2 separate regions of the Homo sapiens genome follow, and region 2 is linked to region 1. A link is a contact called in ENCODE Hi-C data. All regions are on one chromosome and are shown on one strand. Each heading gives the region's core, a stretch centred on a gene start or an enhancer-like site at or near the end of the contact. The rest is flanking DNA. Distances are from core to core; before and after follow the strand shown. Region 1 holds the start of IGF1R (insulin like growth factor 1 receptor). Region 2 holds the start of ADAMTS17 (ADAM metallopeptidase with thrombospondin type 1 motif 17).

Region 1 (3,881 bases), core at 346-2,845:
CCAGCAGCGGAGACGCGGTGCGGCCCAGGGTGCTGTCGCTGCTGCCTGCGCGCCGCAGGGGATCAGCGCTGTGTGCGGAGAGGCTCTTGCGCATGGAAGGGGCGAGGTGCGGGTCGCGGGGCCCGGGAACCGCGGAGCCCGCCCCGGCACCAACTTCCCTACCGAGTCCTCGCGCCTAGCCGGGAAACACGGCTGGGCTGTCAGGACGGAGAAAGAGAAAAGCCCTTCCCGCGCGGGGATGCGCGGAGCCAGGGCCCGCGGGGCTCCAGACGAACGAGCCCGGGTCCCGGGTCCGCTGCAGCCTCCCTCCCGGCAGAGCCGCCCTGCGCCCCACCCCGCCGCTCCCGAGCCCGGGGGCCCGACAGCTGCGACGGTGGCAACTCGGGTTTCGCAAACAGGGCGCAGCCCCTCGGAGGAAAAGTTCCCGCAGTGGCCGCGGGCGGCGGGCACATACTCACTTTCTCCACTCGTCGGCCAGAGCGAGAGCGCGGCGGAGAGAAACAGGAGCCCCCACAGCGAGGTCGGGGACCCTCCTCCGGAGCCAGACTTCATTCCTTTTATTTGGGATGAAATTCCCCTTTCTCAAAAAAAAAAAAAAAAAAAAAAAAGAAAAGAAAAGAAAAAAAGGAAATGAAAGGAAACAAGTCTCAAACTCAGTCTTCGCTCCCCCTCCAAAAACAAGGGCGAAGGAAACAATACTCCGAAGGCGGCGCCGCCGGGGCCCTCCGGGTGCGCGGACGGGGCGGGCGGCGCGGGGCGGCCCCTCAGCGCCGGCAGCAGCGGCCCAGGGCTCGGCGGAGTCGGGAACCCGAGGCGCGCCGGGGCGGGCTGTCGGCGTCGTCGGCCTCCATTTTCAAACCCGGAGAGGCAGGAAGGGGGGAAAACTGCAAAGAAAGGGGGCAAAGCCCAAATCTGCCTAGGCGAGGAAAAACAAGCCCGGCCCTGGCCGCGCGGGAGGCGGCCGGACGCCCGAGCTTCCGCCGCGGGAGGGCGCGACGCAGTTCGCAAGATCGCCCCGAAGTCCGGGTCACAGGCGAGGCCGGCGAGGGGCAGAAACGCGGAGTCAAAATGAATGAGCGGCTCCCCCTCCTCCTCCTCCTCCTGGCTCCGCTCGCCGCCGCCTCCTCCCTCAGCGCCGCCGCCGCCGCGGCGAGCTCCTTCCCAAATCCAGGACACACACAAAGCGGCGGGCCGGCCGCGCCGCGCTCAGCACTCCCGCCGCGCCGCCCGGCTCTGCGCCGCCGCCCGCCCCGCGCCGGCCCCCGCCCGGCCCCCGCCCGCCGCCGCCTGCTCTGCGCGGGGGCTCCGGCTCGCTGAAGGTCACAGCCGAGGCGAGGCGCGCCGTGGAGCTGCCCCCGCGCGGGAGGGGCGTGGAGGGCGCGGGGGGATCCGGGGAGCGGGGCCGAGGGTCTGCGAGCGCCGGCCGTGGGCAGGCTCGCTGGCGGCGTCCCTCTCGCTCTCCCGCCTCTCTCGAGTTCGCCTGGTGCGCTCGCTCCTCCTCGGGTTTTTTCCCTTTTTTTTTCCGCTCAGCGGAGTTAATGCTGGTAAACAAGAGCCCCAGCCTCGCCGCGCCGCCGCCGCCGCTGCCACACACTGGGGGCTCGCGCGCGCGCGCGCGCCCTGGCCCGCGCACACGCGCCCGCTCGCACACTCGAGCGGCCACCGCCGCAGCAGCGGCGCGCCGAGGGCCCGGCCCAGGCCGGCGCGCGCAAAAAACCGGAGCCCGGTTCCCCAAGACGTGCGGAGCGGAGCCCGGGCGTGGGGCGCGAGACTGCGAGGCGCCGCCCCCATCTCCCGCCCCACCGCCTCCCGCGCGCACACAGAGACACGCGCGCGTGCCCACCCGCTCCCGCCCCCACCGCACTGCGCCGGCCACCCCGCACGCGCCCTCCCCTCCCGCCCGACTCCAAAAACAATGCCCCCGCCGCCGGTCCGGTCTCGGCGGGGCAGGGGTGGGTAGCCAGGGAAAGGCTAGGCAGGGGAGGGGTGGGCAGGAGAGGGGAGGGGTGGGCGGGGAGTGCGGGGCTGGGAGAGGTTCATTGAAAACAACAACAGCGCGGCTGGAAAGCGCGTTTCCCCGGTTCTTGAAAAGCTTCATTGTTTCTTGCAGCTGTTGCAAAATAAATAAATGCGTGCATGCGGCATTTTTTTCGCTGCGTACTGGAAAGCCCGAACGTGGCGGAAGGGGCGCACCTGGGAGAAAGGGGACCCCCCCCCCAGGCTACTACGCCGGGCACTTTCACGCCAGGCTGGGGTGCCCGCGGCGTTGCGACCGTGGAGCCCGGAGTTTGGGGGCTCAGGGGGAGCGGAGGGGGAAGGGCGCGGCCCGTGTGGCTCGGCCCAGAGTGGCTCGAGGAGAGAGGACCCCGCCGCCCCTCGCGGGCCCCGCGCCCCGGAAGGGGGGCCCAGACAGGCAGCGCCGCGTGCCCCGGGCGCGTCCCCGCGGCGGCCGCCAGAGGGCGCGGCGGGCGCTGGGGAGGGCAGCCCGCGGAGAGTCGCCTCCCTCCCTCCGGGGGAGGAAATGTGGGGGCCCGGGCTGGGGGCCGACTCGGCTGGGTCGCGCTGGCGTGGCCTCCCGGACCAGCCGCCCGCCCTGAGCGCTCTCCGCGGCCTCGCGCAGCTCAGGGCTCCACCACGTGGGCGGCTGCGGGGAGCGGCCGGGGCGCGTGCACGCTGCGGGTCTCCGAAGCTCGGGGGGCGTGTCCGGGTCCCGGGGCGCCGAGGAGGGGGTGGAGGCTGGGGCCGGGAAGCCTCCCTTGGCCGCGGTCCCGACCCGGGAACACGCCGCATGCACTCGGGATCAGCGGCTACTGCGGAAACCCACCCGCACCTGTCTCGGGTCCTCCCAGGCACGTTCCTCTTGCTTCGTTTGCTACGTAAGTGACTGGAAACCAGTACCGACCCTAAGTCTCCGCGGTTGTTTTCTTGAATGTGCAGGAGGAGAGGTTTCCCCAAAGCGAGACTCCCCTAGGACTGCCATCTAATGAATAAATGCTGCGGAGACCAGGTCCTCAAAGAGGGAAACAGCCCAGCAGTGGCAGGAGAGAGGAGTTTGAAATACGTGGACTTTTACAAACAGTGATTGGACCATGTGTCGCCCTTAATGTGGTCCGGTTTCATGACTCAGGCTAATTGATGCCAGTAATAAATTTTTTTAAGATAGCTAATAAAAGAGTTGTGAATTGTCGAGATAAGAAGTGGTTGTCTCAAACAATCGGGTAGGATGGTAGAAGGGACCTGATGTAAAGGAAGGTAGTAGGTTTCTTTTACTCTCTAATTCTAAAATACTTCTGCATTAGAACGTGTATCCATCGTTCGTAAATAATTTTTTAAGAGCTGAAAACAAGTCAAAAGCTATCATAACGGAAACTTAGCCCTTTTTTTCTAAAGTTGTTTCCTAGATCATTTTCCTCCTTGGAAATTTCTAGCTCAATTCAGAGTCAGTTGTATAGAAAGAAAATAAACCTTGTTTTACCTAAGAAAGTTATTCATATGATGGGATGGTTTTGTTTAACTGAAATTCAGCTTGATTTTTAAATAAAGAGTTTCAGTTTTGGATGTTCCTAGATTTAACAGTGAAATAAATTTATTAGAATCTTAAAATGTATTATTTAAAAATTAGGCACTACACATGAAGAATTAAAGTCCAGTCTACTAATTTTTAAATATTTCTTAAGTTCTCTGCATGAGGTTGGTCTTGATTCCTGCAGATCCACTCTGGAGTTAAATGCAAAGGAATATTGATATATAATTTCATTATACTTGATTTCAGAATTTTTAATACATACTTGTAAGACAAAAATTTAGAGCTGATTTTTAAAAGGCTAGTGCTAATATAAAATCTTCAAATACTACCCAATGTATTTTTAGTATTAGTAATA
Region 2 (4,290 bases), core at 382-2,881, 1.7 Mb before region 1:
TGAGGTGTCCATCACCTCAATCACCAAGGTTTCTTGTGCTGCCAGAAAATGCTACTGAGCTGTCAGTCATCTGAGGTTGTTGACCTGGACAGAGGCAAGGGGGAGAAACACAGCCCCAGGCCTGGCCAAGAGCAGGACCTGTGCAGATGCCCCCAGAACTGTAGGTGCCAAGCAGTGAGGGCAGCCCCTTTTGTGGCAAGCCTCTGTGGAGGGTCACTGTTCAGCCTTGGGGTTCATTATATTTCGGGGAAGGTGGCCAGTGTTATAGATTCCTTCAGATGATATGTAATCCTGTGATGAATTTAGATTCCGAGGCTTCAAGCAGCATCCAGCGGGGAACTATAACCTTTCTGCTATGATAAAATGGAAAAGAGCAGGACAGGGAAGGGACGGGAAACCTGAGATTGGTTATGGTTACACTTAATTGTTTTTTTTGTTTTGTTTGGTTTTGTTTTGTTTTTTTGAGATGGAGTCTTGCTCTGTTGCCCAGGCTGGAGTGCAGTGGCACAATCTCGGCTCACTGCAACCTCCACCCCCCGGGTTCAAGCGATTCTTCTGCCTTAGCCTCCCGAGTAGCTGGGACTACAGGTGTGCGCCATCACGCCTGGCTAATTTTTGTATTTTTAGTAGAGACAGGGTTTCACCATATTGGCCAGGCTAGTCTGGAACCCCTGACTTCGTGACCCGCCCGCCTTGGCCTCCCAAAGTGCTGGGATTACAGGCATGAGCCTCTACAAGATGCTATTCAGCAAGCTAATGGAGTCACCTTCCCTGCAGACCTCAGTTATATTGTGGCAGGAAAGGATCAACTCATTCTGTTTCTGGGAGACTCACGTTCAAGGCTAGGCTTTGGGACTTTGTGCCTCCGTTTCCTAACCTGTAACACTGAGTCCTGCTTCCCTCGGGGCGGGGGGATCCTGCTGTTAATAAGAAGCACCAAGCCAGAAATCAGGATCACAAATTCTAGCCTCTGCTCCAACAGGAACTCTCTGGGTAACTTCAGCGTTTTTCCTTAAGCTCTCTCTCTTCCTCAGTTTTTCAGTCTGTAAGAGGGTGTGAGCATGCGTGTTGCACTGGCTCCTGTGGGATTAAAGAAGACAGGAGGTGTGAAGAGTTTGGATAAACGCCGCGGATATAGCCTTCAGGTGCTAACTCAGGTGTGCGGGAAAGTGGACTGGGAGTCTTTGCGGCCACAAACAACTAAAACCTAACTTCAGATGTAAAGATTATATGCAGTTTTGGATGAAACCGCTTGGCCGGGGCGATTTCCGCCCTACCTTCCCGGGAAACTGGGCAGCAGGCTGAGAGAGTTCCAAAATGAGGACAAGCTCTGAAGACCAGCCCCGCATCCTCCAGCTCTTCCAGGGTCCCACGGCTCCGGTCGGCTCCCGCGCGCCACCTGGTGCCGTGTCCCCGCCACTGCCCAGAAACCACGTGTAAGAAAGCGCTGACAACCTAACTACGCACTGTGGTTTCGACCCATCCCAACCAGTAGGGAAGGAGGAGGCGGGGCGGAGGAAAGCGAGGGCCCAATCCCCTCCCGCCTTCCGAGGGGAAGGCGGGGCTTGGGGTTTACCACGTTGGGTTTGTCCGCAGCGCTAATTACTTTTTCCAAAGGCTGGAGGGCTTCACTCCGGCTGGCGCCGCCGCCTAGCGCGCTCCTGCTTCGCCGCCACGGTCCGGGGGGGCTGCCGGTCCCGGGTACCATGTGTGACGGCGCCCTGCTGCCTCCGCTCGTCCTGCCCGTGCTGCTGCTGCTGGTTTGGGGACTGGACCCGGGCACAGGTAGCGCCCCCTCCCACAGCCCTCTTCACCCCGCGTCCTGCGGCTACCTTCCCTCTGCGTTCTCGCGGCGTCCTGGCGGCCCGGGGGCGGCGGCGGGACCGCTGACGGCGCCCGAGCGGAGGAGGCGCGGGCCGCGGCCGGAGTACGGGAATCGGGTGGCTCCGTGGCAGGCGCGCCGCCGCCGGGTCTCCGCTCGCCGATGCGCGGCGCCGTTCCGGGAGGTGCTCGCGCGGCTGCGCCGGAGACCCTCCCCGGGTGGCGCGGGCCAGCGTGGAGGTGCCGGGCGAGGGAAGGGAAGGCAGCGCCGGCTCCGGGTCGCGCTGTCCCCGCGCTGGCGCGGCTGGCGGCCAGCGGGAGGGCGGGCGTCCGGGCGGGCCCCGCCGCGCTGACGCGTCTCCTCTCTCCCCGCAGCTGTCGGCGACGCGGCGGCCGACGTGGAGGTGGTGCTCCCGTGGCGGGTGCGCCCCGACGACGTGCACCTGCCGCCGCTGCCCGCAGCCCCCGGGCCCCGACGGCGGCGACGCCCCCGCACGCCCCCAGCCGCCCCGCGCGCCCGGCCCGGAGAGCGCGCCCTGCTGCTGCACCTGCCGGCCTTCGGGCGCGACCTGTACCTTCAGCTGCGCCGCGACCTGCGCTTCCTGTCCCGAGGCTTCGAGGTGGAGGAGGCGGGCGCGGCCCGGCGCCGCGGCCGCCCCGCCGAGCTGTGCTTCTACTCGGGCCGTGTGCTCGGCCACCCCGGCTCCCTCGTCTCGCTCAGCGCCTGCGGCGCCGCCGGCGGCCTGGTACTGCCCGCGCCACCTCCGGGTCGGCCCGTCCGGTCTGTTGCGACGCAGAGTGGTCGCCGTGGAGGGTGGGGGTGGGGCGCCTCTGCTGGAAGTCCAGCCTCCAGGGGAACCGGAGGGAACCCCCTGCCTTTCCACCTCTCCCCATCCCCCACCCCGGCCTTCGGTACCCTCTATAGGCAAAGGGGGTGGGAGGGGCAGCATCCCAGTCCAGCGCCTCTGCAGCCCGTGGAACCCGCGCGGAGCTGGGGTTGCGTGGGGTATACGCCGCCCGCTCTAGGGAGCGCAGATCTGGCAGGGATGAAACTGTCAGGGCCCTGGACAGAGGCGCCTTGGCCCCAATGTAGAGAACACTGCATCTGCACCGCCGTGTCAAAGTGTATGTCACGGGAGTACCTGTGTACGTGTAGGTGTTATGTTCTTGGACTTGGAGGTGGGGGAGTGGGCATTCACCTCCCTTCCTTTTGAGTCTTCTCTCTGTACCTGGAACAGGAAGTTTGGAGAGGTACCCAGACAGGCCACGGCTCACCCCACTCTTCCTAGCTGAAACGTAAGAAACAGGAGAGAAAGGGTGTTTGTCTTTGCTTCCTTATACTATTAGTAGGCATTTATCTGGTGCCCACCCCCAACCAGGCCTGAGGGGTGTTTACATTGGTGATAAACCCTATTCCTGCCCCCAGGAGCTCCCTTGCTGTGGCAGTAACTTCCCTGCCCCGAAGTTCCTGGCCTGTTGCATTTGAGGCACCCGGAACAGGTGCTCCCAGGGGGAGGGGGGGTTCTTGTGTGCACTTGCCCTGCCTGCGCGCACACTTGATCATGTGGCTACACTGGCGCCCAGACGAGCACTCAGCTTCTCCATCGTGCCCCGAAAGCCGCACACATGGCCGGCAGATGGGCTGCCCCCAGCGAAGCTTGGTATGGACCCAGAGCATGAACCGCAGGGGTTCTCTGTCTTCTGTCATGACTGGCCTCTGGGGAGGCAGTTTCTGATATTAGTTTGTGTCTGTCCTTCCCAGGCACAAGAAACTGCTCCCCACACCTCCACCTTTTCTTGTGCCACCATCTAGAATTCTCCAGCCCTTACTCACAGAGTCTGTGGCGAGTCCTCGAGAATCTACGAAGCTAGAAGGCTGGGGGTGCAAGGTCTTATGTGAGACCTCTCTTTCTTCCCAGTCCTGCGGGTATCTCTGTGTGTAGTTTCCTAGATCAGTCTGGCTCTCCTTTCAGGAATTTTCTGAGTTCTGATTAGGGTATGATAGACTTTTGCTCAGCTGGGAAAAATAGGCAACTTTGGTGAAACAAGGAAAGTGATATAGACCCTTGGAGGGGGCCTGGTAGGAAGGAGCTAATGTGGACCTGGGGCGGGGAATGTGGACCTGGGGCGGGGAATGTGGACCTGGGGCGGGGAATGTGGACCTGGGGCGGGGAATGTGGACCTGGGGCGGGGAATGTGGACCTGGGGCGGGGAATGTGGGTTGTAGGCAAGGAGGCTTAAGTAGGAGTGAGAAAGGCTCAGATCACTGTAGGGCTCGGGTCAAGGCTGTATCATGTTCTGGGAGGGACTGGAAGGGCCACATCATTTTTCCTGTTTTTGCCAAAGTGTTTAAAGTCTAAGTCACATCATTGTACTGTACATGGAAACATCTGAATCCCATTTGCTGCGGTTTAGTGAGTTTCTGTAGAGGTCAGAGTTTATACTTCTTGGTGTAAAGTTTCCAGCAAG

Evidence for each region. A loop is a pair of places that touch in the nucleus more often than their neighbours do. Pooled maps may share reads with other maps.
Region 2: a map of CD4-positive, alpha-beta T cell shows a loop between it and region 1 (14-fold over the local background). The contact joins the promoter of ADAMTS17 here to the promoter of IGF1R in region 1. A Hi-C loop is called at or near these places in 1 of 168 maps with a recorded cell type or tissue (CD4-positive, alpha-beta T cell), 1 of 37 single-sample maps with no recorded cell type and 8 of 50 pooled maps.

What each region holds. Positions count from the first base shown.
Region 1 is chr15:98,646,253-98,650,133 of GRCh38, reverse strand. IGF1R (insulin like growth factor 1 receptor) reads right to left here and starts at 1,595. Exons shown (of 21, transcript NM_000875.5): 1 at 459-1,595. The coding sequence starts at 552. It overlaps IRAIN (IGF1R antisense imprinted non-protein coding RNA), which reads left to right. Exons shown (of 1, transcript NR_126453.2): 1 at 1-3,881. RefSeq lists silencers at 1,571-1,840, 2,211-2,270, 2,331-2,800, 2,811-2,860 and an enhancer at 2,872-3,493.
Region 2 is chr15:100,339,316-100,343,605 of GRCh38, reverse strand. ADAMTS17 (ADAM metallopeptidase with thrombospondin type 1 motif 17) reads left to right here and starts at 1,631. Exons shown (of 22, transcript NM_139057.4): 1 at 1,631-1,785; 2 at 2,197-2,567. The coding sequence starts at 1,707. RefSeq lists an enhancer at 2,779-3,297.